Linked DNA regions of Homo sapiens: all the other regions are linked to region 1. A link is an interaction called in ENCODE POLR2A ChIA-PET data of the cell type or tissue named here. Cell type or tissue: CD4-positive, alpha-beta T cell. All regions are shown on one strand.

Region 1 (4,000 bases):
GGGTGGACCTGATTCTATGGACATGGCTCTGGGGCACAGACTCATCAGGTTCAAATTTCATCTCCACCAGTTCCACGCTGTGTGACACTGGGCAGGTTGTATGTTCTCTCTGTGCCTCAGTTTCCTAACGTGTAAACTGGGGATAAGAGCATTAACTGCCTCATAGGGTTGTGAGAATTAAATGAGATATGCCTGCAGGACTTGGCCTATTTCCCAGCACAGAGCGAGTCCCCACTAATTACTGACCCCTATGATTCCACTCTAGTCTGTCTCCTGCCCCTCCCTCCTCACACCCTACCTCACCTACACTGGCCTTTTTTCACTCAGGTACCCTCCTGGCTTACAATATCTCGGCAGCCATGTAATATTTCCTTGGTGTCAGCGCTGTGCTAGGTACTGGGGCTACAGGTGTGCTGGAGAGGAGCCTGGACTCTGCCTCAGGGAGCTCACCCATTAGTGCAGAGAATTCCCAACAAAACCAAATATATATGAGAGGTGCAATTCGTTTTGTTTTGAGACACAGTCTTACTCTGTCACCCAGGCTGAAGTGCAGTGGCATGATCTTGGCTCACTGCAACCTCCGCCTCCCAAGTTTAAACCATTCTCGTGCCTCAGCCTCCCAAGTAGCTGGGTAATTATAGGCGTGTGCCACCACCCCCGGCTAATTTTTGTATTTTTAGTAGAGATGGGGTTTCACCATGTTGGCCAGGCTGGTCTTGAACTCCTGACCTCAGGGGATCCACCCACCTCGGCCTCCCAAAATGTTGGGATTACAGGCGTGAGCCACCACAACTGGCTGAGAGGTACAATTTGTGATCAGCATTTTGAATAAAACAAAGTGAGAGGATGAGATTAAAAAATGCAGGGGTATGCGGGGAGGGGCTGGACGCAGTGGCTCACGCCTGTAATCCCAGCACTTTGGGAGGCTGAGGCAGATGGATCATTTGAGCCCAGTAGTTTGAAACCAGCCTGGGCAACATGGCAAAAACCCATCTCTACTAAAAATATAAGAATTAGCCAGGCACGGTAGTGCATACCTGTAGTCCCAGCTACTTGGGAGGCTGAGGTGGGAGAATCACTTGAATCCAGGAGGCAGAAGTTGCGGTGAGCCAAGATTGCACCACTGCACTCCACTCTGGGCAATAGAGTGAGACTCTGTCATAAAAAAACAAACAAACAAAAAACCCAAGAAAACAAAACAAAACAAAAAAAACTGGGGTGGGGGCAGTGCTGTACTTTGCAGAGGGAGGTCAGGGAAAATCTCTCTGCAAAGGTGACATTCTTGAAAGCTGCATTTTTCTTCCTGCTTCGGGGCTTAGCTGGTGCTGCGCCTCCTTCCTGCATGCTCCAGCCCTGACTCTGCTAACCCCACCTCCTCCAGAATGTCACTTCCTTGGAGAGAATGCCCCAATTTAAACCAGCACTGCCACTGCCATTACCTATGGGCCCCTGTCACCCTTCTACATGGTGCCATTCCTACTTGGCATCTGTTTCTGTTGTATATCTGTCTCTCTCTCAGACTCTGAGTGCCGTGTGACAGCAGAAGCCACCAGCAGCAGCCTCCAGCCAGTGCCCGACACACAGAAGATGCTCAAGGAACACTCGCTCACTCCTGGGTCTGTTTTTTCCTTTTTTCTCTCCTGTCAGGGCCCAGGGCTGGTGGGCTGGCTGCAGGACCCACACTGAGTGGCAGATGGAAAAGCGCTGACAATGTGACATGCCAGGGCACCTGCTCCACATGGGGGAGTGCTGAGGACACCTGCAGAGCAGCCGGGCTGCAGGCAGGGGTCTGCTCTGGGCCCGGCCTGGCTCCCGGGCAGAGCCATGTCCCTGGCAGCTGCTCGGCGTCACTAAGCCTGCGGTGCAGGGGAGGAGTGTCAGGGCTCAGAAACCTGGGTCCGAGTCACCAGTTGTCAACACTTTGGAGAGAACACAGACATCTGAGGGAGACCTCAGGATGCTGCGCACCAGACCTGGCACCTGCACCTTCCAGACCGCCTCCCACACATTATTTCCACTGGGGGTTGGCCCCAAGCTAAGTAATTGCAGTCAAGAGGAAATTATAAACCACTGCCTCTTTGAAGACACAACTGAGACACGCAGATGCAAAGATAAAAAACAAGGCTTTCTAAAACAAAACACAAGACAGTGCAGGCTGGCAGACGACTGGTAAAAGGTTTAAATCACAGCAAGCAGCGGTGCAAGGAGCTAAGTGGGGCACAAGACCAGGGTTTTTTTTTTTTAATGTATTAACAAAAATATTTGTGCTGTTCCTTGTGGAGCAGGGCTAACCCATAGGCAGTGAGCCCAGCGTGGCGAGAGGCCTGGGTTTGAATCTCAGCTCTGCGATTTAGGAGCTAGATGACCTTGGGCAAGTTATTTCACTTTAATGAAGACTCACTTTGCTCATCTATAAAATGGGAGTAATGATTCCTGGGTTGGTTGTGAGGATTAAAGGAGAGGATATTCGAAGCCTGGCTCAGTGCCTGGCGCTGGCTGTTCCTTCCTTTGCCGCCTGCAGGAGCCCCATCTGAGCACTCGCGGGAGGGGTTTCAGGCAAGCCAGGCCCCTCTGTGATTTGGCTGCTGGTAAGTAGAGGCCAGCCCAATGGATCTGGAGTCAGACCCGTGTTTGTGTCCTGGCTCTGACACTTGTTGCTATATGGACCTTGGGCCTTTCTGACCCTCAGTTTCGTCATCTGTAAGATGGGGGCTAAATAAGATGAGGTACTTAGAGCACTAGCTCAGAGGAGGCCAAAGTGACCAAAGCTCTTCCTGTTCTTCTTCTTTGTCTCCTGCCGTGACACTCAGGGGTGTGCCCAGTCCGATCTGTCTGACCCTCCCCGGTCCATCCCAGCTGGACACTGGTCTAACCTGGTGGTTTTCTGACCCCAGGTGCACAACAGAATTGTGGAAGGAACTTTTTAAAAATCTCAGATTGGGATTTATTGGCCTGGGGTGAGGCTAGACATGGGATTTTTAAAGCTCTCCAGGTGATCCTAAGGTGCAGGCAGGGGTGAAGGTCTTTGGTGGGTGGTTCCCAACCCTGACTATACACGAAATCCCAAGGAGGTTTATGTGTGGCCCGGGCCCAGTGCCCAGAGGTTCTGAGTCAGGGGTGCAGTCTGAACATCAGGACTTTGCAGCTCCCTAGGTGATTTTAACATGGCAACAAGGTTGAGAACCACCAGAAAATTCTTCAAAACCCCAAACTTGCCAGAGGCCCAGCCTTCACCCAGGGTCAAAGATGCTCCAGGCTCTTCACTGGGAAGATCAAATGCAGAGAGCAAAGCCTCTTCTATTCAAAGTTCTCTCCTACAAAATCAAGTGCTCTGAGTTTCCTTAAATAATTCATGGCCATTTCTTCCCTTGATGGCTCAACTACTGTGTGCCCTGAGGGCAGGGAGCCTGGCTGCTCATTAACTTTATGTTTACTCTGCAAGGGAAGGCAGAAAGGGCCTCTGGGCAGCACACTCCGGCCACCACCAGCTGCACACTAATTCTCTGACCGGGGCTCTGGTCTGAGCTCAGCCAAAGACAGGAGTGAACAAGACTGGGACCCAGACTGAGATGGGACTGCAGTCCCAGAAGCTGCTTCATGACTGAGGTCTTGTGCCAGGGAGCTGAGCAGGGAAAAATCATTACTGAGCCTACAGTTTAAAGGGTCCATGGCTCTAGCAGTCCGTTTCAATGTGTGTCTTTTAAGCACCACCATTCCTGGCCAGATTCCTGTGATCAGAGGGTAGTCACAGACCATCTATCCATCCATCCAACTGCCCACACCCACCCACCCATCTATCTACTCACCCATCCATCCTTCCCTCCATCCATCCTTCCCTCCATTCATCCTTTCAGCATTCATGCACCCATGCATTCATTCATTCACAAAACAGTTACCATGGGCCTGCTATGTGCCAGGCACTGTTTTAGGAGCAGACAAGATCTCTGATCCCAGATAACTGATATTCTATTTGGGGAAGATAGAGAATGAGCAAGTAAAC
Region 2 (4,000 bases), 98 kb after region 1:
CAAGCCTGTTCCCCACGCTGGTCAGAGAAGGAAGAAGTCTGGTGAACAAATTAGGAACTAGCTATTTTGGTTTCTCCTTTTATAATTATATTAGCATGCTCAAAGGAGGTGCCTGTTTTCTTCCTACTCCAAAAAAATTAAAAGGCTCCTTTGGTGGTTCTGAGAATTTTCTACAAGTCTCAGCTCAATTCAGGCTTCAGCCCTCATGCCCGCTTCTCCCACTTCTGGGTCACTCCCTTCTCTTGAACTCAGCTCTGTGCCCCTTCCTTCTCTCTTCTGCATAAATCCTTTCAGGTAATTTTAAAAACAAGGTTCACCTCTCTCTCTCTTGTCTCATCTCTCTCTCTCGTCTTGTTTCTCTCTCTCTCTCTCGTCTCCTCTCTCTCTCTTCTTGTCTCTGTCTCTCTACCTTTTAATGTATCAAAGGCACACAAGCTCGCTGAAGAAAAGCAGAAAAAGAGAAGGAAAACAACTGCCCATTATTTAACAACCACCATTCCCATTTTGGCGTCTTTCTCTGCAGGTACCTTTGTTTTTCCCTCTCATATTGTACCTTTGTTTCTTCCCATAATTATGACATATTCCAATTTTATTACAAAGGCTTTGTAAACATCACTTTTAATAGCTATATAATAGCTTAGAAAGTGGGTTCATCATCATTTACTTCACCTCCTTCCCATATAATTAGACATTTTGGTGATTTCTAGTTTGGGGCTATTGTAAATAATGCCATAGTGAACATCTCTGTGCACATAACATTTTGAATAATTTCCTTAGACCAGAGTTTCTAAGAAGTTGCTAAGAAAAAACTTTTAAAGTTATTAATATGTAACGCCCTTTTAAGAGATTACAGCCAGACAGCATGTTTTGCCCACCACTGTGCAAAACTTGGTGAACAGGAAACTGTTTAACGATTTTGAGACAATACGGTAAAGTAGTTCACTTGGGGAGATAAAACTAACAAAATGAACAATCATCACTTATATTTGTGCAGCTCTTTGCATATTTTATCTCATTTGATTTGGCCAGTTCAGTGGGCTGGACAAGACAGATATTTGTTCCATTTGGAAATAATTATGCAAGGGCTAAAGTAGGAGATGTAAAGTAGTAAATAGGTATTAAAAATTGTGTTTACAAATGTTTCATGATAGGCAAAAATGCTCAGTATATATTATTAGGTGGAAAGGCAGAACACAAAATTACATAGTATGAAATTCACTGGCCTATGTATGAGTGTTTACAAAAAAGACTGAAAGAAAATATACCAAATTCTTAACAGCGGTTATGTCTGATAGAAGTTTAGTGATTTCTATCTTTTTCTTCTTATTGACCTATATTTTCTGAATTTTCTACAGTGAATATCTAGAAAGGTTTTGTGATGTGAAAAATACAGGTTGTTAAAATGAAAAACAAAAAGAAGACATCGTATGGTGCTACCCTTAAGTCAAAAGCAAGTGCCTGGGTGGTCAGCCATGGGGTAGGTCGGACCAAGTTAGGTTTTGATTAAAAAAAAAAAAAAAAAAAAAAAAAAAGGAGGTCTTTACAGCAGGGAGTCAGAGAGAAGGTCACCCAGCAAGAGAAACAACATCAAACAGAAGCACAGATCCAGAACTCCAGAGTCAAAGAGAATTTTAAGACCAGAAACATCATCTATTCTCAAAGCCACATTTTATAAGAATATAGACTCAGAAAGGGAAGGGACTTGCCTCGGCCAGGACACAGACACTAATAGCACAGAGATAACCATGTCTCTAAGAAACATGGGCCAGGGCAGTGCAGTAGCTGACTGGGGAAAGGGCCAGAGCTACAGCAAGAGATACTCAGGACAGGTGCAAGAACATGACAGTCGGAACCAATCAACATGAGAACTATGCACCAAAAGAAACTGTACCCCTGTCCCCACTAGGTTCTAGAAACGCGCAACAGGCAGTCATTGTGTGTGTGTACGTGTGTGTGTGTGTGTGTGTCCCTGCTAGAGATAGAGGGTGGCTCTAGATGGTCTCTGGAAGCCCCTCCCTTCCTGTAGCCTGTGATTTATAGATTCAAAGAGCACCTAACAATAGACCACAAAGCCTTCCCTTCACTCAAGTCTTGCAAAGGTGGAAAACAAAGCTCCAATGATAGAGAGATACAGGCAGAGCCATCGGAGCTGAATCCCAAGAAATCTCTTCAGTTCTTCCTCAAACAAAAGATGTTCTTGTCTACCTGAACAAATCAAAATGACACGGAATTTTTTAGTGCAAAATATTTACTAGTGTGAGGCAGAACATTATTATTTGGTTTAAGATTTTCTTTCTACCTGTCTCAGAGCTCAAGAGTTCTCTCCTGCAGAAAAGAGACTAGAATCGATCACCCAGGCACAGATGCCCACTCAGCTGAGGACCCCAGAACAATGAGATCAAGAGAGAAAGGATGCATTAGAGGAGGGGAGGACACGTGGGTGCCAGCAGACCACTCCCAGAGTGGAAAACTCCAAAGTTTGTGTTGGACAGTTCTCTGGGGGTACAACTTGGAAGGAAGGGGGTGAGCATTGAATATTGAGACATTCTCCCCCACTTTAAAAAATCACACACATACACACAAGGCTGGCTCTGGCAGTGACCCAGAACCACAGTTGCTACATTCAAAGCTGCCAAGGAAGGAAATGGATTTTCCCAGTCATTAAAGACAAGTGCTCACACCATGACGTGCAGCCTTACTGGCGTCTCCCAGCAGTGACACCTGGCCCCATTTGCAGGGGCCAAGTGGGAAGGGATTTGGTCTCTAACGATCCTGGGATCTAATGACTATGTAGACAGAGAGCTTAGAACATTGGGTTGATTTTTTTCTCCTCTTCCACTTTCAGCACAGTCCAAGGGAAGAGCTGACAGCTTGGCACCTAAAAACTATCCACGTTGGATTTTCTGATCCAGTTCCATTTATTGGGGCAACACAACATGACCTGGTTGGTGACCCCAGTGAGGCTCCTGCAAATACACAGCCCAGGTCTATCGCTCAGAAGCTGGGCACGGGTGGGGTTTGGTTGCCCGGGGAGGTGAAGCGGGGGAGTAGAAGGGGAGATGCTGCCTCCAACCCTCTCAGTTTCGGGTTTACTCAAGCTATTGAAAGGCCAATGTGGGAAATGAGCATATGATACAACTCCCACCCACCTGAGGTCCAGACAGCTCACCCACATCCTGCCCATGGGGTTTCAGGTTTGAGCAGTCTCAGGAATCGCATCCTGTCTGCAGCTGTTTCTAAGGCATCAGGGTCGAGAGTGTGGGCCATACAGGCAGAGAAACTCTCGCTGCTCAAAGTGCTCCAGGGACCAGGAGTAGGGCCACCCAGGGGGCACGTCAGAAACAGAGTACCTCAGTTCCACTCTCCCACCTGCTGAATCTGTAGCAGCAGTTTAACAAGAGCCCCAGGTGATTCAAACGCACATTGAAGCTTGAGAGGCTGCTCTAGGGCTCTGCCACCTTACTGGCTGTGTGGCCTTGAGTGAGTGACTTAACCCCTGTAAGTCTCAGTTTCCTCATCTGTAAAAGGACAGAAATACTTAATCCTTAGAATAACCCTAAGAGTAAATAACAGATGTAAAGTGTTGAGCACAATGGCTCGTATATAATATGTGCTCAATAAAAAGCAGCCATGGCATGGATGTGGTGAAAAGTGAACACTTTTACACTGCTGGTGGGAATATAAGTTAGTACAACCACTATGGAAAACAGTATGGAGATTCCTTAAAGAACTAAAAGTAGAACTATCATTTGATCCAGCAATCCCACACTGGGTAACCACCTCCCCCCCCCCCCGCAAAATAAGTCATTATATGAAAAAGACACTTGCATACACATTTATAGCAGCACAATTTGCAATTGCAAAGATACGAAACCAACCCAAGTGCCCATCGACCAATGAGTGGATAAAGAAAATGTGGCATATATACACCATGGAATACTACTCAGCCATAGAAAGGAATGAAATAATGTCCTTTGCAGCAACTTAGAAGGAGCTGAAG
Region 3 (4,000 bases), 170 kb after region 1:
ACCACACATTTGGCTGGTTGATCTTGGGCAACTTGTCTGACCTCTCTGAGCCTCAATTTCTCCATCTGTCAAAAGGGATTAATAGTGATACTCACCTCAGAAAGATGATGTGAGGATTAGATAAGATCACTGACTGTAAAGAGCTTGAGGCAAATGTTTACTCTTCCTTCGAGTGAGCAGATCTACTCCCAAAGCCAAGTCCTTAGTATGCTGGAGAAGGGAACACAGAGTGGTAAGAATGAGGACCCTGTAGCCACAGTGCCAGATCTAAGCCTGGACTCAGTCACCTACTAGCAGTGACACCTTGGGAAATTGCCCACTTTTTGAAGCCTGAGTTTCCTCATCTGTGAAATGAAGATGATCATAGTACCCACGAAGTAGGGTGGATATGAGGACTTAGGAGCTAATTTTTGTAAATAGCATAGTGTCTGGCACACAGCAGCACTCAATAAATATGAACTAATGTTACAAAAGACAAAAAGAATCAGCACTGCCTCATTTCCTAGTGGCAGGCAAGATAGCAACCCAAACTGCTATATTGTAACTCAACGCTTCCAGAGATGCTAGAATCTCAAATACTCTGTCCATGGCCCTATGAGAACTTTCACTTGTCAGACTGTACACACCGCTTTTCATTTCAGAAGACATGTTCCCTGTTTGGATGATAATAGTGGCTGTTTAGGAAGCCCTGTTGTGCTGAGCACTGCTCAGAGAAGCCCCTCCTCTCCGGGAGTTTCGAGATCATTCAGCCCAATGGTGGAATGTTGCAATTTAAGGATCAGAGCCTGTAAGTAACTTGCAGCTGGAGGCAGAGCAGACGCTGGCTAGCAGTACTTGAGAATCCCAGCTGATGCCGCTTCCACAAGCACAGGAAGGCATCAAGGTTCTTCTTGTTTCCATGGTCCCGGGTTATGTTTACCTCACTGACATTGTGAGGCTAAAATGAAATAATCCATTTTAATGTTTAAGCAGTGTGCCTGGCATATAGTAGGAACTAAATGTTAGCTATTATTATTTACAGTCCTGGCACTTTTTAAAGGGCATGTAAAATAAATATCTTTGATTATCATAAAAATACATTTCTAAAAGCTTACATCAAGCACCATAAAGCCAGAAATAAAACAGTCTCTTTAAAATGCAACCCTGACATAATTTCGTCACCTGGTTACCTTTGCTAATATCAAGGAGTTTTTGTTTGTGTGTGTCTGTTTTTTAAATGTCCATGAGTTGAGGCTCCAGGTTCTATGCAGGGTGTCAAAATATCTGCCCTTCTAGGGTTAGGATGGTAAGAAGGGCTGAAGGCATCAGGCAGGTGTTGCTGGGTGAACACCACCTGGACCATACAATCATGGGAAGTCCCCTTAAAACTTATCCCCTATGCCATTCAAGTTTTTTTCTAGAAGCAGGTCAATAAGCCAGAGTGGCAGAAGGGCATTGTGGTTGTAGCTTTGATTCTCATAAATCCACATTCGAATCCAAGTCTTGCCTCTTCAGGGACACGTAACCTTGGGCAAGTCTCCTCCTCTGAGCATTAGTTTCCTTAGCAGTGATGATAGTACTCAGTATGTTAAATGTTAGTGTTATTAAACGAAGTAAAGAATAGCAAGCTTAAGATTTGAGGTTGATATAGGAAAGAGAAGAAATATTGGGGTTTGAAGAAGAAGTCTCATGGGTTATCTTACTTGTTCCCAAGTCCCACTTCTGCCACTTGATTGGGTGACCTGGGGAGGTCACTCATCTGTCTTAGATCAGTTTCTTCATCTGCAAAGAGGCCCATAATACCTTAAATGAGATGACCCCCGGGCAAGCACTTTGTTAGTAATAAAGCCAAAAAGTCATATTCATTATAGCTGTGATCCCTTTTCAGAAAGAACTGTCAACATTCCACAAATATTTATTGTACCTCACACATGATATAAAAAAAAATTAAACATAACCTAATATTTAAAGTTTTAAATTAAAAATTCTAAACATACTATATTTCTTATTTTATTCCGTTCTACGTTTTAAAAATTATTCTATTCTATGTATTTTAAAGAAATAAAAAAGCTGCACGGAGCTAGTCATTTTGCCCTGTTCGCCAAATAGTTCCAGATCGCTGCCTTTGGGGCACTTGGTGAGATTGCCCCGCCCCCTTGTGGTTGAGTGGAGCCGTGTGACTAGCTGTGGCCAATAAGCTGTGAGCAGAAATGACAACTGTCACTTCGAGTCCCAAGCATTTAATTGAGGGTGCCATATCCTCTAGAGCTGCGACTGTCCCACTAGCAGGGCGACTGACAGTGATGAGATGGCAGCTGCACCCTCCGCCAGGGCCCCGGTGACCAGCAGAGCCTTCTGAGGATCCGCACTGGCTGCACCGGCATGGGGCTTAAATGAGAGATTAATGTGTGTGGTGTAGACTTCTGAGTTTTGGAGCCACTGAATTTTTAACTTTTCAAAAGTTTTTTTTTAAGGTAAAACTAATTTTAATAATATATTTTATTTAATCCCATACATCCAAAAGATTATCATTTCCATTTTTTTTTTTTTTTTTTTTTTTTTTTTTTTGGAGTCAGAGTCTCACTCTCACCCAGGCTGGAGTGCAGTGGTGCGATCTTGGCTCACTGCAGCCTCCGCCTCCCGGGTTCAAGCGATTCTCCTGCCTCAGCCTCCTGAGTAGCTGGGACTACAGGTGCACGCTGCCACGCCCGGCTAATTTTTTGTATTTTAGTAGAGATGGGGTTTCACCATATTGCCCAAGCTGGTCTCAAACTCCTGAGCTCAGACAATCCACCCGCCTCGGCCTCCCAAAGTGCTGGGATTACAGGCGTGTGCCACTGTGTCCAGCCAAATCTTTTTTTTTTTTTTTTTTTGGTAAATCCTTCGTGAGGCCAGGCGCAGTGGCTTATGCCTGTAATCCCAGCACTTTGGGAGGCCCAGGCAGGTAGATCACTTGAGGTCAGGAGCTCGAGACCAGCCTGGCCAACATGGAGAAACCCCATCTCTACTAAAAATACAAAAATTAGCCAGGCCTGGTAGCACAAACCTGTAGTCCCAGCTATGCGGGTGGCTGAGGCAGGAGAATCTCTTGAACCCAGGAGGCGGAAGTTGCAGTGAGCTGAGATCATGCCACTGCACTCCAGCCTGGGCAACAGAGCGAGACTCCATCTCAAAAAAAAAAAAATCCTTCATGAGAAAAGTTATATTCTTTTTTACATACCAAGTCTTACAATCTACAGTGGGTTTTACATTTATAGCCCATCGCAATTCAGGCGAGCCACATTTCCAGTGCACTGCAAGCCCCAGTGGCTTATGGCTGGTTCCTATGGACAGCTGTGCTGTCCAGCAACTTATCATCCCCTAAAACTGAAACTCTGTACTCATTAAACACTAACTCCGCATTCTTCCCATCGCCCAGCCCCTGGTAACCACTATTCTACTTTCTGTTTCTATGAATTTGACTACTTTAAGCACCTCATATAAGTGGAATCATACAGTATTTGTCTTTTTGTGACTGTCTCACTTCACTTAGCGCAGTGTCCTCACAGTTCATCCATTTGGTAGCATGTGACAGAACTTTCTTCCCATTTAAGGCTGAATAATATTCCATCGTGTGTATCTGCCACATTTTCCCTGTCCATTCATCCATCGATGCACACTTGGTTTGCTTCTATGTTTTCGTTATTGTGAATATGCTGCTATGAATATGAGTATGGGTATATAAATGTTGACTCGTTATGATATGTGTGTTGTTGTTGTTAAAATGGAATTGTACCATGCTCACTGCTTAGGCAGTCTGCTTTTTCTAATGTACCAATATGTCAGGAGCATTTCCATGAAATTAAATACTCTTCTACTTAATTGTTCTGAACAGCCAAATAGTACTTCTTATGTGGCTCTATGATTATTTATTTACCCAATCTGCTACCGTTAGACATTTAGGTCATTTCTAATTGTTAATTACATTTGACAAATAGTTTCTCCTTCTCATAATGCCTCATCTCTAACACAGCAGACAGTA
Region 4 (4,000 bases), 150 kb after region 1:
ATCATTCTACGAAGCCAGTATCACTTTCATAACAAAACCAGGAAAGGACATAACAAAAATAAGGAAAACTACAGACCAATGTCCCTGATGAATACAGATGCAAAAATCCTCAGCAAAATACAAGCTAACAAAATCCAACAGCACATCAAAAATGTAATACACCATGATCAAGTGGGTTTCATAGCAGGGATGCAGGGATGGTCTAACATATACAAGTCAATAAATGTCATATATCACATAAACAGAATTAAAAACAAAAACCATACGATCATCTCAATAGTTGCAGAAAAAGCATTCAATAAGATCCAGCATCCTTTTATGATAAAAAAAACTCTCAACAAACCAGGCATAGAAAGGACTTATCTCAAAATAATAAAAGCCATATATGACAAACCCATAACCAACATCATACCGAATGGGGAAAAGTTTAAGGCATTCCCTTCTAAGAACTGGAACAAGACAAGGATGCCGACTTTCACTACTTCTATTAAACATAGCACTGGGCTGGGTGCGGTGGCTCATGCCTGTAATCCTAGCACTTTGGGAGGCTGAGGCGGGTGGACTGCCTAAGCTCAGGAGTTTGAGACCAGCCTGGGCAACATGGCAAAACCCCGTCTCTTCTAAAAATACAAAAAAAATTAACCAGGCGTGGTGGTACATGCCTGTAATCCCAGCTGCTCAGGAGGCTGAGGCACAAGAATCACTTAAATGCGGGAGGCGGGGGTTTCAGTGAGCCAAGATCGTGCCACTGGACTCCAGCCTGGGCGACAGAGCGAGACTCTGTCTCAAAAACAAAAACAAACAAACAAACAAACAAACAAAAACATAGTACTGGAAGTCCTAGCCAGAGCAATCTGGCAAGAGAAAGGAATAAAGGACATCCAAATTGGGAAAGAGGAAGTCAGACTATCACTGTTCACAGATGATATGACTGTATACCTAGAAAATCCTAAAGATTCCTCCAAAAGACTCTTAGATTTGATAAATAAATTCATTAAAGTCTCAGGTTACAAAATCAGTATATACAAATCAGTAGCACTGCTATACACCAACAACAACCAAGCTAAGAATCAAGTCAATAACTCAATCCCTTTTACAACAGCTGCAAAAATAAAATAAAATAAAAAACTTAGGAATATACTTAACTAAGGAGGTGAAATTTCTCTACAAGGAGAACAACAAGACACTGCTGGAAGAAATCACAGATAACACAAACAAATGGAAACACATCCCATGCTCATGGATTAGAAGAATCAGTATTGTGAAAATGACCATACTGCCCAAAGCAATCTACAGATTCAATGCAATCCCAAACAAAATAACAACATCATTGTTCACAGAATTAGAAAAAATAATCCTAAAATTAATATGAAATTTTTAAAAAGAGCCTGAATGGCCAAAGCAAACCTAAGCAAAAACAACAAATCTAGAGGTATCACATTACCAGACTTCAAATTGTACCACAAGGCTATAGTTACCAAAACAGAATGGTACTGATATAAAAGTAGGCACATAGACCCATGGAAAAGAATAGAGAACCCATAGATAAAGCCAAATATTTACAACCAACGGATCTTTGATGAAGCATATAAAAATATTTATTTTTTAAATAGGGTAAAGGGCACCCTATTTAATAAATGGTGCTGGGAAAACTGGCTAGCCACACATAGAGGAATGAAACTGGATCCCTATCTCTCATCTTATACAAAAAAAACTCAGGATGAGTCAACGACTTAAATCTAAGACCTGAAACCATAAGAATTCTAAAGATAACATCAGAAAAACTCTTCTGGACATTGGCCTAGGCAAAGACTTCATGACTAAGACCCCAAAAGCGAATGCAATAAAAACAAAAATAGATCAATAAATGGGATCTCGTTAAACTAAAAAGTTTCTGCACAGCAAAAGTAATAATCATCAGAGTAAAAAGACAATGCACATAATGGGAGAAAATATTTGCATACTATATATCCAACAAAGAACTAGTGTCTAAAAACCACAAGAAACTCAAATCAGAAAAAAAAAAAATCAATTAAAAAGTGGGCAAATGGCTGGGTGCAGTGGCTCACACCTGTAATCCCAGCACTTTGGGAGGCCGAGGTGGGCAGATCACCTGAGGTAGGGAGTTCGAGACCAGCCTGACCAATATGGTGAAACCCTGTCTCTACTAAAAATACAAGAAATCAGCCAGGCATGGTGACACATGCCTGTGATCCCGAGGTAGGAGAATCACTTGAACCTGGGAGGCGGAGGCTGCAGTGAGCCAAGATCGCACCACTGCACTCCAGCCTGAGTGACGGAGGGAGACCCTGTCTCAAAATAAATTAATTAATTAAGTAGGCAAATGACATGAATAGACATTTCTCAAAAAAGATACACAAATGGCCAAGAAACATATGAAAAATGCTCTACATCACTAATCATCAGGGAAATGCAAATTAAAACCACAATGCAAATTAAAACCACAACCTTACTCCTGCAAGAATGACATTACTAAAAAGTCAAAAAACAATAGACATTGGCATTGATGTGGTGAAAAGGGAACACTCATACACTGCTGGTAGGAATGTAAATTAGTACAGCCTCTATGGAAAACAGTATGGAGATTCCTTTAAGAACTATAAGTAGATCTACCATTCGATCCTGCAGTCCCACTACTGGGTATCTACTCAAAGAAAAAGAAGCCATTACATGAAAAAGACACATGTACACGCATGTTTACTGCAGCACAATTCACAATTGCAAAGATATGGGACCAACCTAAGTGTCCATTGGCCAACGAGTGGATAAAGAAAATGTGGTATATATATGCCATGGAATACTACGGAGCTGTGAAAAGGAATGAAATAACATCTTTTGCAGCAACTTGGATGTAGCAGGAGGCCATTATTCTAAGTGAAGTAACTCAGGAATGGAAAACCAAATATTATATGTTCTCACTTATAAATGGGAGCTAAGTTATGACTATACAAAGGCATATAAAGTGATATAACGGACTTTGGAGACTCAGAAGGGGGAGGGATTAAAAAAATCCTATATACTGAGTACAATCTATACTACTTGGATTAAGGGGGCACTAAAATCTCAGAATTCACCACTATATAATTCATCCATGTAACCAAAGACCACTTGCACTCCAAAAGCTATTAAAATTTTTAAAATGGCTGGGTGTGGTGGCTCACACCTATAATCCCAGCACTTTGGGAGGCAGGGGCAGATGGATCACCTGAGGTCAGGAGTTCGAGAGCAGCCTGACCAACATGGTGAAATCCCGTCTCTATTAAAAATACAAAAATTAGCCAGGCATGGTGACATGCACCTGTAATCTCAGCTACTCGGGAGACTGAGGCAGGAGAATTGCTTGAACCCGGGAGGCGGAGTTTGCAGTGAGCTGAGATCACGCCATTGAACTCCAGCCTGGGCAACAAGAGCGAAACTCCTTCTCAAAAATAAAAATAAAAATAAATGAAATTTTAAAAATATTTAAAAATAAAAATAAAGAATATCATTTACAATATTTAAAAAGTAAAATAGAGATAGTTAATAAAATACATTAAAGCTCTCTTGAACATAAACACTATTCAAAACACTGTTGAGAGAAATTAAAGAAAATCTAAATAAATAGAGACAGATACCACATTCATAGAATGAAAGACCCAATACTGTTAAGATAACAATTTGATCTATGGATTCAAGTCAAACTCAGTCAAAATCTCAGTTTTTTAGACAGTGCCTCACTCTGTCACCCAGGCTGGAGTACAGTGTTGCAATCATGGCTCACTGCAGACTCAACCTCCTGGCTCAAGTGATCCTCCCACCTCTCAGCTTTTCCAGTAGCAGGAACCATAGGTGTGCACCATCATCATGCCTGGATAATTTTTGTATTTTTTTTTTTTTTTTTTAGAGATTGGGTTTTGCCATGTTGCCCAGGCTGGTCTGGAACTCCTGGGCTCAATCGATTCACCCATCTTGGCCTCCCAAAATGCTGGGATTGTAGGTG
Region 5 (4,000 bases), 130 kb after region 1:
AGAAAGAGGCTTTCCAATCCTTGATGCCAGCAAGGGAACAAAGCCCAGGAGCCTGCAGCCAGTGAAGACGCCCTCAGCACACCAGGCGAGGGGAGAGGACAAGGGGAAACTGCAGGAAAGCCCCCCAGTGGCTGAGGCATGCTCACCAGGGTCAGCAGGCAGTCAGGTTTGGCAGAATCAGCTAGTAAAGGGAAAAGCAGGCTGGATGTGGCACTTGGTCTTTCTGCTACCTGACTCAACCTTCTCCCCCAACCTCTGGTTGTTCTTTAAAACACTGGTGTTCCCAAAGGCTCTGAGCCCTCTCCCTTTCCATCCAGGTTTTCCTCAAATGGCTCTGTGCTCAAGCCTTCAAGCCCTGACTCGCTAAACTAGGACCTCTAAATCTACATCTCTCGGCCGGGCGTGGTGGCGCATGCCTGTAATCCCAGCACTTTGGGAGGCTGAGGCAGGAGGATCGCTTTGAGCCCAAGAGTTCAAAACCAGGCTGGGTCACATGGCAAAACCCCATCTCCACAAAAACGCAAAACAATTAGCTGGGTGTTGGTGGCACGCTCCTGTAGTACCAGAGAGGCTGAGGCTGGAGAATTGCTTGAACCCGGGAGACGGACGCTACAGTGAGCCCAGATCGCACCACTGTACTCCAGCCTGGGTGACAGGGTGAGACCTTGTCTCAAAAAAAAAAAAAAAAAAAAAAAAATATATATATATATATATATATGTCTCTGGTACCATTACCCCAATCAGTCCTAAGCCCATATTTCCAACAACCCATTAGATGTGTCCACCTAGATTTCACAAGCATCTCATTTTTATCACGCCTAGCATTAAACTCCTCTCCCCCTTCCAAGATGTCTCACAGTCTCCCACTTCTTTATGTCACCTTGTGTCCCAGGTAGAAGCCTTGACCTTTCCAAGCTGCACCTATATCCACATGCACAACACCTCCCACGACTCAGTACACGGAGCTTTCTGCTAGTTTGCAAACCCACTACCCCCAGGATTGCCCACATTCTCCTGAAATGCCATTCTTTCCCCCACGCCCATGGCTCACGTCATCTTCAGGTGACTCCGCAGCCCTTTGCTCACACCTTTATCTAGCATCTCCATGGTGTTACCATGGTGCACCCGTAAGACCTTTCCATCCTCAGCATGTCAGGCATTGCCTGGCACACAGTAAGAACAAAGTAAGGCCCTGAAAAAGCTGAAGTGGAACAAAACAGTTAAGCAGCACTTAATATTCCTCTCACTGCGTATCAGTTCAACTACATTATTTCATGAAGTCTGGTTTGGACCTGTTTGACAACTAGATTTCCAACATGAATCAGTTCTGCAAATTCTAGCAGCCACATGAAGGCAATTTTTAGGACAATAATGTTAGGGGGTAGAAAACAGCAGATAAAAGGAGGTAGGGCTGGGCACGGTGGCTTATGCCTGTAATCCCAGCACTCTGAGAGGCAGAGGCGGGTGGATCACTTGAGCTCAGGAGTTCGAGACCAGCCTGGCCAACATGGAGAAACCCCGTATCTACTAAAAATACAAAAAAATTAGCTGGGTGGGGTGGCGGGTGTCTGTAATCCCAGCTACTCGGGAAGCTGAGGCAAATAATAATAATAATAATAATAATAATAAATATATATATATAAAAGGCCAGGCGTGGTGGGTCAGGCCTGTAATCCCAACACTTGGGGAGGCCGAGACAGGTGGATTATCTGAGATCAGGAGTTCGTGACCAGCCTGGCCAACACAGTGAAATCCCATCTCTACTAAAAATACAAAAAAAAAAAAAAAAAAAAATTAGCCAGGCGTGGTGGCGGGTGCCTGTAGTCCCAGCTACTCAGGAGGCTGAGGCTGGAGAATCGCTTAAAACCAGGAGGCAGAGGTTGCAGTGAGCAGAGATCGTGCTATTGAACTCCAGCCTGGGTGACAAGAATGAAACTCTGTTTCAAAGGTAAGTAAATAAATTAATTAATTAATTAATTAATTAAAAGGGAGGTAGGACTAAGGACTGCAGCCAGACAAAATAAGAGGATAGAGGGAGAGGATGGAGAACTAGAAGGTCCCTCCCCAACCCCGTCCCTCTGCAATCTAAGAAATGGCGTCCACCTGGGAGAATGGGCAGAAATGGACCCATGCAGAAATGTCTCAGCGTCTAATTAAACATCTTAGACTCTGCTGCGCATGAGAAGGGAACCTACGTCCCCCACAGAACCCTGACAAATGAGTCATTTCCAATCAATCTATCACCATAGCATCTGGGTACCTCAGGAAGATGAAAATAAGACCAATACATAAATGAAAACCAATATACAAACAATCATCTCCCCACACAGGCCTCCAGGAAACCACAGCTACAACCATCTGCCAAGCTCCATCCTCGTCACTGCTTCCTGCAGCCAGCGGCCTCGGAGCAAGCTTGGTTTCATATACGATTTAACAGAGGGAAATATATTCTCTGAAGTCTGACTCTCTATGAATGCTCTTAGGCTAAATGTCCACCCCTTGAAGCTGGAATGAAATAAGTCTGGGACAAATAGGATGTGTTTTCTATGCTGTATTAGCCAAAGAATTTGCTAGAAATAGTTGGGGCAGATTGAAGAACGATTGCAAGTTGGCAAAGGTTGAGAATTCACAGGTTTCTTGCATAGAAACAGAGCTCTCCAAGGGACCATCATTAAGCCCTGGGGAGGATTCTCACACTAATCTACAGCATATTCTCACTTTCTGCTGCTCTGCCAGAGGTGGCCTGGATAGATTTGATCTGATCAACCCAGGTCAGCAATTCTCAGGTGAAGTCACGTCTAGCACCTGGCATGGCTGAGATGAAACAGCAGAGCACGGCTGCAGAGTCGGAACCACCTGGGACTGGGTTAGGCTCTTTCACTTCTTCAGTATCTCCTATTTCCTGAGCATCAATCAGTTACTGGATTTTACAGATGACCACCGGCTTTGTTGCCCTCAGGATCTCTGTAAGGCCCTCAGGATCTCTGTAAGGGCAAGGCTGCTTAGCTAATGAGAATAGCAGAGGCAGCCACAGGAGGGAGGGCGATGGCCTGTGGGGAAATCGACTTCGGGACAAGCAAATATTTTCATTTCAGCTGTTTATGTCCTGGCTACTTCCTCAAAAAAGATTTAGGTGGGACAGGCAAATATTGATGCAGCCAAGTAATATTTCCCTACATCCATGCATCTGTATGTGGTTAGAAGTGATTCCAGTACATGCCAAGATTACACAATAAAATTCCTTAAAGCCAGAGACTCGTCTTTGTCTTTCCTTCAGCTCTTGCAACTGAGACTCAATAGATGGTAGGTGTTTTCAATATTTCTCTTAAAGTTTTAATAAATTCATGGCTTATCCGTATCATGTAAACAGTGTCTGCTCTTAACTCTGGAAAACTCAGTTTTGACTCTTGTCTCCAGCTTTTTTCTCACTCAATTTCGGTGCAGGTCTTAATAAATACAGAAAATTTCCAACCTCTTCCATAAGTGGGTCAAAGGGAACTACAGCCAGAAAAGAGATAAGTCGAGGCTAAGACAAAATTGCCATAGGTTCATTCTAAAGATTTTTCAATCCCTGTGCTCAGGCTACACCCAAGACCAATTAAATTTGCATCTGTGATTTAATTGGAGGAACTCAGGCATCAGTATTTACTAAAATGCCCCAGATAATTCCGGACTGCAATAAAGGGTAGATACCCTGGTCTAAAGATTCACAAGACCGGTTCTTTTACATGCCTATCCAGGCTATGACAGTTTCTACGCTCTTCCATTCCAAAGTGAAAACTCTTCCTCTAAGTTATCACCCACTAGCCTTCAAATGATGTCACAGAAAGAACATCACCCTTGGAGTGGGGAGGGGAGGTTTAAGTCTAGGCATCACAATTTAAACTGGTGGGACCTGGGGTTGGTCACATCCCTTTTCAGGGTCTTCAGCCTCTCAGCCATAAAACAGGATGACAGCCCATGCTCTGTATGCCGCAAGGCTGTTGGCTGGATCAGCTAA
Region 6 (4,000 bases), 77 kb after region 1:
CAACTGCCTTTCAGACTTTGATGAAAAGAAAAACAAACTTGAGTATTAGCACCAAATTGTGCTGACAACATACTTCCGGGGCTCTTTGTCTTCCTCCGGGCTCTCTTTTCAGAATTTTTCAACAATTCCTATTGATCCCTGCATAGTTCTCATGCTGACCGTTTATGCTTGGGAGAACAGCTGTCTGTGGAGCTTGGAAACAGATCTGCCTGCCTCAGAGGCCCCGAGTGGCAGCGGGAAGTGAAGCCCTGGCTCCCACCTTCCAGAGAGGTGGCCATGGCTCAGTCTCCACTGGCTGTGGGGCCGGCATGGGGCCACTGTGACCCATGAAGCACCTCTGTCTCCAGGGCTGACCCTGCTGTCTGCCTGGCTGCACCAGGCTGTCATCAGCCAGGATGAAACACACCCAGTAGTGGCCCAATCACCTGCTATTTTAGGACCTAGAAGTAACTCAAGAGACCATATGCCAGACGCCCACGCTCTGTGATGGGGATCAGGCCTCATCTGGGTGGCAGAGTCGACTGACGGCTGAAAAGCAATTAGAAGGCAGGTATCCTGGCTCTTGGGACCTAGAGTGGGGAGGAAATACCAGGAGCTGCATTTATGACCCCATTTATATGCCAGCACCACTCACAGATGGTCTCTTACCATGGCCCCCACCCAGTACAGCCACACTGAACATCTTTTAGACCCCAAGGGGCCGAGGTCTTGCCACATCTCCCATCTAGGACTTTGCCCATGTGTTTCTGTGCCATAATCCCTCTCTCATGCTTCTTCTTCTTCTTCTTTTTTTTTTTTTTTTAATTTAAGATGGAGTTTCGCTCTTGTTGCCCAGGCTGGAGTGCAATGGCGCAATCTCAGCTCACCGCAATCTCGACCTCTCCGGTTCAAGCGATTCTCCTGCCTCAGCCTCCTGAGTAGCTGAGATTACAGGCATGTACCACCAAGCTCAACTAACTTTGTATTAGAGATGGGGTTTCTCCATGTTGGTCAGGCTGGTCTCGAACTCCTAACCTCAGGTGATCTGCCTGCCTTGGCCTCCCAAAGTGCTGGGATTATAGGCGTGAGGCACTGCGCCCAGCCTTTCATGCTTCTTCATTCATGCTTCCAGTCTCAGTATGGAGGTCAGCCTTCCCAAGAAGCTTTTTTTTTTTTTTTCCAAGACAGAGTCTTGCTCTGTCTCCCAGGCTGGAGTGCAGTGGCGCGATCTCCACTCACTGCAACTTCCGCCTCCAGGGTTCAAGCAATTCTCCTGCCTAGCCTCCCAAGTAGCTGGGGTTACAGATGCATGCCACCATGCCCAGCTAATTTTGTATTTTTAGTAGAGACGGGGTTTTACCATGCTGGCCAGGCTGGTCTCAAACTCCTGACCTTGTGATCTGCCTGTCTCCACCTCCCAAAGTGCTGGGATTACAGGCATGAACCACTGCACCCGGCCCCAGTAAGCTTTTTTGAAGCTCACCCCTCCAAGAATGAGTTGAGGAGCCCTTGGTGTAAGCCTGTACCTCACAGCACTCGCACGGACGGTCTTCACTGGAAGTATGATTCATGCGTCTGTCTCCTCACTGGCCGGGGAGGGTCACAGAGCGTCTGTCTTGCTCCCTGCTACTTGTCTTATGCCTAAACAGTCTGTAGCGCATGGCAGGCACTGAACAACCACCCGCATGAAGGAACGGTCTCATGAGATCCCAACACCAATCCTGTAAGAGGGCATTATCATCCCCATTCTACAGGACAGAAAACTGAGGCTAAGAAAGGAAACGTGATCCCTGCCCAGTGAGTTAGTGGTGGGGCCAGGGTTTGAAGAACCCAAGCCTCCTGACTCCTAGGTCAACACTTTCTCCATTAATACCCCTATCCTGGTACCAAACTGGAGAAGCTCTACTTCAATAGAACCTTAAGCCTGTCACACCAGAGCTGCAGTGGAATGGGAAACAGAGGCCACCCCATGGCACCAGGGAGTGTGAAGAGAAGAGGATGAAGGAAGACTTCACTGATTGCTCCTGCTGCTGCAAGAAGCACTTGAGGCAGCTGGTGTGGGAGCCCCAAATCACCCGTAAGTGAAGGCAGGAAGAGCAGGGACCATCTCTAGACCAGCGCTTAGCAGGCAGTGCAGGGGAGCTCTGGGCCAGGAAGCTGGGGCTTTGAACATTGTGGGGTTTGATGATGAGAGAGGCAGCATTCAGCAGGAGGCGAAAGTTAAACATACTGACAATAGCAAGCACTGGCAAGGATAATGGGGCAACTAGAATTCTCACACACAGCTGGCAGAACTACGAATTGGTTAACTACTTTGGAAATCTGGCAGCCTCCAACTAAAACTTAACATACCAATACAGTATGACCCAGCAATTCAAATCCTAGGTGTATTCCAACATAAACGACTCCTCATTTCCACCAAAAAACATGCACTGAAGTGTTCGTAACTCTTAAACACCCCTGGTGGGAATTTAAAATGGTGCAGCCGCTATAGAACAGTCTGGCAGTTCCTCAAAAAGTTACATGTAGAGCTACCAAAAGAGCCAGCAATTCCATGCCTAGGCATGTACCCAAGAGAAATGGAAACCTATGTCTACACAAAAGCTTATACATGAATGTTCGTATCAGCATTATTCATAACAGCAAACAAACGTAGAAACAATCCAAACGTCTATCAGCTGCTGAATGGACAAATAAAATGTGGGATATCCATACAAAGGAATATTCCTAGGCAATTCCAAATAACACTAGGAATGAAGTACTGATAATACATGCTACAATGTGGATGAACCTTGAAACCTTATGCTTAGTGAAAGAAGTCAGTAACAAAAGACCAGATACAGTATGATAGCATTTATATGAAGTGTTCAGAACAGGCAAATCTATACAGAGACAGAAAGTAGATTAGTGGTTGCCTAGGGCTGGGGAAGGGGGGAAAGAGGATGAGAAATGAGGAGTAACTGCCATTGAGTACAGGTTTCTTTCTGATATGATACAACCAAATCCTGAAAATAAAAATGTCCAGGAACAGAACGGAAAGAAAAACAGGAAAAACAAACTAGTGTTCATGATACAATAACAAGGAAAAAAGCACGCCATAAAAGAGTACATGCAGTATAATACAGAATTTTAAAGCAGACAAAACTAATCTATGGTGATAGAAGTCAGAATAGTGGCCACTCAGTCAGGCATGGTGGCTCACGCCTGTAATCCCAACACTGTGGGAGGCTGAGGCAGGAGGACCCCTTGAGGCCAGGAGTTTGAGACCAGCCTGGGTAACATAGCAAGACCTCATCTCTACAAAAAATTTAAAAAATTAGCCAGGCGTGGTGTCCCGTGCTTGTAGTCCTAGCTACCCAGAGGCTGAGGTGGGAGGATTGTTTGAGCCCAGGAGTTAGAGGCTGCAGTGAGCTATGGTCACACCACTGCACTCCAGTCTGGACAACAGAGCTAGACCCTGTCTATATTTAAAAAAAGAAGGAAAAGAAAAGTAAAAAAAGAACAGCAGCTACCCTTGGGGAGCTACAGACTAGGAGGGACCTGAGAGAACCTTTTAGGGTGATGGAAATGCTTTTAATCTTGACCTGCATGGCAGTTACACAGAGGTAACTATATGTAAAATCCATTAGACTGTGCACTTAAGATTTGTGCAATTTAATGTAGACATGTTATAAGTTATACCCCAATTTTTAAAAAGTAATTTTAAAACAAAAAAAAAATAGAGGCTCAAGTTAGAAGACCAGGGTTCGATCCTGGCTGTCTGACCTCAGGTAGTCCCGGCCCTCTCAGGACCTGCCTCCCGGTCCTCAGACACTGGACCACAGGCTACAAAGGATCCAAGTGGCCTGGTAGTCTGAGATTCTGGGAATGCACATACCTATTTGTCACAGGGTTTGCTGGGAAACTTGGCAAGTGCTGCCATCAATGCGGTGAGAAGAAAAGGAGGCTCTTGCTGTAGGCTCAGCCTTGTTTCTAAGGAAGGAAAGGTCTTCGCAAAGTGGGCGGAACACGCTGCCACCAG
Region 7 (4,000 bases), 210 kb after region 1:
AAGCACAGCAAGACTTGTCTGCAGACACACAGGAGGCACACGGACAGCCCGTCAACCAGAGATGGAGACGAAGGCCAGCGTGGCTCTCACAGGGCAGCGCTTCTCAGAACCCCTGGCCCCCCTCGTGCCAAGGCTGGCCTGTGTCAGGCCTCGCCCACGCCGCCTTATGACAAATAGAGGCCGGTGCCAAGGAGGTGGCTACAGAGCAGGGGCAAGGAAGTTATCCTCATGTTCTGATAATGACCCTGCAAATCCCACCCCACCCTCAGGCACCTCCGTCTAAGGTGTCCGGTTACTCCAGGTAAGGAGGTTCCCAGGAGGGCCGTGTTTTCCCTAGGGCTGATGAAACTTGCTCCGACAAGCCAGGCCACTGGGAGGCACCTCAGGATGGAAAAGATGCTGGAGGCTTTGCTGGCTTTCAGGATGCCGGGAGCCCCACGGGGGCAAAAGGGGAGGAAGGAAAGCGATTCTAAAGACAGATTGCTGCTGGTCTGTCCCGACCCAGGGTCACAGTGTCAGCAAAGAGAACAGCATGATTCTGACAGGGTTGGATTTTGTTTCACCCTCGGAATGAGCAGACTTCAAACACTTGCATTTTCACGGAAATCAACAAGAGAGACAGCTAGCAGGACACGAGGCTCCTGCCAGTTCTGTGTGGAAAGGCACCAGATGGTTTGTTATGAAACACATTTTGGTCAGAAAATAGCTGGGGTTTTTTGGTTCCTGGGAGGACAACAAAGCTAGAAGAAAAGGAGGTGTGAGTTGCGTGAGGAGGAGGCAGAGAAGAAAGCAGCTTTGGCATCAGACCTGGGTTCTACTCTTCACTCTACCCCTCCACGCTTGAGGCCTGTTTCCTCATCTGTAAAGTGGTCATAGAATATTTCCAAATAAATCTAGGTGTCAGGTTTCACACATCATCCCAGGAAGTATGGGGAGGCGGGGCGCAGACACTCAAACGGACACACAGAAACCAGAGGAAGAGCACAGCCTTGCGTGGAGGGGAGAAGGCAGGCAGGGGCCCGACGGAGGGCGGTCACAGAGATGATCCCCGTGTCAGTCCCTGGGAGCAGGGAGCAGCCAGTTACACTGGTTCCAAGCACAGGTGGAGACCATCCACGGGGACCTTGGGCCCCTTCTCCTGGAGGAAGGGCAGAAGGAAAGCTGGACTCAATGCAGCACCATGGAGGAGCCCTCAGGGTCACACCTGCTGTTAATGCTTTAAAGTGCCAAGCTGTATCGTCTTTGGTCAGGAGCTGCCCCTTAGTCTCTAAGAGCCTGGGGTCCAGGGCTCAAACCCCCGCCTGCTGGGCCCTGAGGAAGCAGAGCAGGAGGACACATTCCCCTTCTGCGGCTGTGGGTGCTCTCCTGTGCTGGGGGGTGGGGGGAAAAATCACTGAAATCCAACAGCTTTCAGGAAGCAGGATGCCCCCAGGGAAATTTGGGTCCTTAGAAAGAGAGAAGGGACTAGAAATGCTTTGGTCACAGTCCTGATACCCACAGCCAGGGCAGAGCTTGCTCCAGGAGAGCAAGCGGGAGCCGATTACAGCACTGCACATGTCACGCAGCAGGAGACGTGCCTGACGCAGACTGGCTTCTGAGCATAAGCCAGAAGTCACTGAATAAATATTCAAGGCATCTTTTGGTTCTCAGAGAAAGAGCAGGGCTTAAAAGAAAAATCTCTCCCCTGCCTGACTGGCTGCAGCTCTGATCTTCAGGCTGACAATGCTGAGGGCTGGGAGAGGTGGCAGGCGGGCCCCAGAACTGGCTCCCCCGCAGCAGGTGGCTTTGGTCCATCACGTGTCAGGGCCGCTTGTGTCCGGCTGGCCCCGGGCCCTCAGAAGCTGAAGAGGTCATCCTGCTCTGTGCCGCTGCTGTCAGGCTTGTCCCAGTCGACAGGCGAGAGGCACTGGGCGTAATGCATGTCCTGGGCTGTCAGGCCAGTGTCCAGGACCTGAGGGTTTGTCCGAGACTGGGCAAGCCTGGAAGGCAGAGCTGTGTGAGCCGAGAGCCTGGGTGAGGGCTGGCGCGCCCCAGGGTCAGACGCGAGGGGGCACCAGTGGGGAACAGCAGGGCACATGGCCCAAGAAGGAAGCCCCCGGTGCAGGGGAGGTGGAGTAACCTCAGATCAAAGCACCTCCCCTTGAGAGTCAAACAGCTCAGAAAAGTCAGGGGCAGCCAGCGGTGCACCCACCCCCGGGAGAGGCCAGAGCACCCACTCTGTGCCCCAGCTCAGTCAGGACATGCCCAGGAAAGAGGAGAAGGGGCTGGTAAAGGGAGCAGCGGGGGTGGGGGTGGGGTGGGGAACAAGCTGTGGGAGGGAACACGGAAGATTCTTTGGCTATAACTGTGTCAACACCGTGCTGTTCGAAAAATAAATTTACAAAGGGAGACAACCTACATGTCCAAAAGAATAGGGGAGAGTCAAGTAAATTATAGCAGCTTCCCTTAAGAGAATGTTAGGCAGTCAATGGAAGAGGTGTTTACGAGGAGCTTTTAACAGCCTGGAGCAATGCTTCTGACACATCGCTGTTAAGTGAAAAATCAGGATCCCAAAATGCAAATACGATGAGCTGATCAATGCAAAATAATGTATATGTATAGGATTAGCATGAATTAAGCCCAAAACTCTGGGCTGTGGGATTACAGGATGGTGTTACTTTCTGTTTAATGCTTTGCTGATTTTCAAAATTGTTAATAAAGGGCACATGATGCTCAAAATAATGTGGAGAAAGCAAACAAAAGATTTTCTTCAGAGGGCAGGTGTCGTCAGCCAGTGAGGCAGGGAAGGTGTCACTGTCGCCCTCGCCCCAGGCTGGACCAAGGGGTTTCCACTAGTCCCTGGCAAGAAGGAGGCAAGGAAGAGGAAGGAGGAGGCAGGAGGGCAAAGACCCTGACTCTGTCCCCACCCGCTGGACCAAAAATCGCTGACTCCAACCCCAAACAAAGCCCCTGATGTGGGAGGGCTGTAGGAGGCTGCTGAGGGTCTCAAGTGAGAAAGGGAGGCCTGACAGACGGGGACCCAGGGCTCGGAACCCTGACCTGCCCAGGCCTCTCCTCAGCCACAGCCTTCTCAGTGGCATGTCCCCAAGCTGCAGGGGGCCACAAGGATGGCCCCTGGGAAAACGGGGAAATGCCACCAAAGGCTATACCAAAACACCTCCTCACTGTGCCTGACCTTCCCTGCTATGGAACGCTTCACGAGCTTCATTAAACACTTTCTCCCTTCCCCTGTTCATAAACACAGACCTGTGGAGGGAGCAAAGCCTGTAAAAAAAAAAAAAAGCCCATTTTTGAAGGCCACGCCTCCTCAAGTCGGAGGAAATCAACTTGAGCTGCAGTGTGTTTCGCTCACCTCAGACTGCGGCAGAGCAGCCACCAGGAATAGTTTTTGACTCAACAGTAAGAACTTTCTAACAGCTCTGGACAACGCTGGAAGGGGTTTCCTCCCCAGTGAGCTCCCTGCCCCTGGAAGCATTTGAGTGGAGGGATGGGACTGTTGCTCTGGAGGGGGTCTGAGTGGCTTGTGTTCTTAATCAGGGGAAAGGTCCCCAGGAGAAAGGGCAGCAGGGCCAGCCCACGCACACCAGGCCCCCTACCCAGCACAGGAAGCTAGCATTACCTCGAAAACGCTTCATCCAGGCCATCATCCAGCTCCTTGGGGAAAACAAAGCAGGAGATAAGAACTATGTTTGGGGGAGCCCATGCTCACAGCTGGGGCTTGTCCCAGCCCTGGGTAAGCTACAGGGACTCAGGACACAAGCTCAGGGTGGGCGCCTGGAGGCACGGCCTCAGGCAGGCCTCCTGCCTGGGTGCATCGCCAGCATCTCAGCCCAAGGACCCAAAGCTGGAGACGTGGGAGAGGAGAAAGGCCATGTCCCAGGGTGTCTGGAGACCCAGGTGGGTTCAGTGCCCTGGTCCATGCTACCTGCCCGTGAGACCTTGGGCAAGTCACTGCTCCACGTTGAAACTCAGCTTTTCCTTCAATAAGAGGAGGGCATTG

Evidence for each region. ChIA-PET counts read pairs that join two places held together with the same protein. Peaks named below come from ENCODE experiments on the same cell type or tissue, not always from the same donor. Only the 100,000 strongest peaks of a DNase experiment are listed, where the experiment ranks them.
Region 2: POLR2A ChIA-PET joins it to region 1 with 11 read pairs; 5 of 35 experiments call an interaction of 5 or more read pairs at or near these places.
Region 3: POLR2A ChIA-PET joins it to region 1 with 18 read pairs; 9 of 35 experiments call an interaction of 5 or more read pairs at or near these places.
Region 4: POLR2A ChIA-PET joins it to region 1 with 18 read pairs; 5 of 35 experiments call an interaction of 5 or more read pairs at or near these places.
Region 5: POLR2A ChIA-PET joins it to region 1 with 26 read pairs; 6 of 35 experiments call an interaction of 5 or more read pairs at or near these places.
Region 6: POLR2A ChIA-PET joins it to region 1 with 18 read pairs; 7 of 35 experiments call an interaction of 5 or more read pairs at or near these places.
Region 7: POLR2A ChIA-PET joins it to region 1 with 10 read pairs; 6 of 35 experiments call an interaction of 5 or more read pairs at or near these places.

Annotation. Positions count from the first base shown.
Region 1 is chr1:25,773,067-25,777,066 of GRCh38, reverse strand. The region is part of intron 8 of MAN1C1 (mannosidase alpha class 1C member 1); the gene reads right to left. Among named protein-coding and RNA genes, the nearest start is that of SELENON, 25 kb to the left of the region's middle. RefSeq lists enhancers at 1,698-1,867, 2,038-2,187. In CD4-positive, alpha-beta T cell, no CTCF peak of the experiment used is centred here; DNase peaks (open chromatin) are centred at 1,386 and 2,016; H3K4me3 peaks cover 1,421 bases; H3K27ac peaks cover 1,588 bases.
Region 2 is chr1:25,675,379-25,679,378 of GRCh38, reverse strand. All of the region lies in intron 1 of MAN1C1 (mannosidase alpha class 1C member 1), which reads right to left. Among named protein-coding and RNA genes, the nearest start is that of MAN1C1, 61 kb to the right of the region's middle. RefSeq lists an enhancer at 2,936-2,985 and a silencer at 3,066-3,135. In CD4-positive, alpha-beta T cell, no CTCF peak of the experiment used is centred here; DNase peaks (open chromatin) are centred at 1,958, 2,658 and 3,178; H3K4me3 peaks cover 1,714 bases; H3K27ac peaks cover 836 bases.
Region 3 is chr1:25,606,915-25,610,914 of GRCh38, reverse strand. No RefSeq gene overlaps it. Among named protein-coding and RNA genes, the nearest start is that of MAN1C1, 7.9 kb to the left of the region's middle. In CD4-positive, alpha-beta T cell, CTCF peaks have their summits at 1,945 and 2,147 (motif pointing left); a DNase peak (open chromatin) is centred at 2,144; H3K4me3 peaks cover 308 bases.
Region 4 is chr1:25,627,770-25,631,769 of GRCh38, reverse strand. All of the region lies in intron 1 of MAN1C1 (mannosidase alpha class 1C member 1), which reads right to left. Among named protein-coding and RNA genes, the nearest start is that of MAN1C1, 13 kb to the right of the region's middle. In CD4-positive, alpha-beta T cell, no CTCF peak of the experiment used is centred here; a DNase peak (open chromatin) is centred at 2,489; H3K4me3 peaks cover 470 bases.
Region 5 is chr1:25,641,216-25,645,215 of GRCh38, reverse strand. The region is part of intron 1 of MAN1C1 (mannosidase alpha class 1C member 1); the gene reads right to left. Among named protein-coding and RNA genes, the nearest start is that of MAN1C1, 26 kb to the right of the region's middle. RefSeq lists an enhancer at 2,207-2,256. In CD4-positive, alpha-beta T cell, no CTCF peak of the experiment used is centred here; DNase peaks (open chromatin) are centred at 2,355 and 2,795; H3K4me3 peaks cover 1,202 bases; H3K27ac peaks cover 1,663 bases.
Region 6 is chr1:25,696,108-25,700,107 of GRCh38, reverse strand. All of the region lies in intron 2 of MAN1C1 (mannosidase alpha class 1C member 1), which reads right to left. Among named protein-coding and RNA genes, the nearest start is that of MAN1C1, 81 kb to the right of the region's middle. RefSeq lists a silencer at 3,876-4,000 and an enhancer at 3,899-4,000. In CD4-positive, alpha-beta T cell, no CTCF peak of the experiment used is centred here; a DNase peak (open chromatin) is centred at 2,127.
Region 7 is chr1:25,564,827-25,568,826 of GRCh38, reverse strand. LDLRAP1 (low density lipoprotein receptor adaptor protein 1) reads right to left here. Exons shown (of 9, transcript NM_015627.3): 8 at 3,620-3,654; 9 at 1-1,979. The coding sequence ends at 1,835. Among named protein-coding and RNA genes, the nearest start is that of LDLRAP1, 23 kb to the right of the region's middle. RefSeq lists enhancers at 1-587, 588-1,312, 1,313-2,036. In CD4-positive, alpha-beta T cell, CTCF peaks have their summits at 1,823 and 2,029 (motif pointing right); DNase peaks (open chromatin) are centred at 2,066 and 3,316; H3K4me3 peaks cover 2,324 bases; H3K27ac peaks cover 760 bases.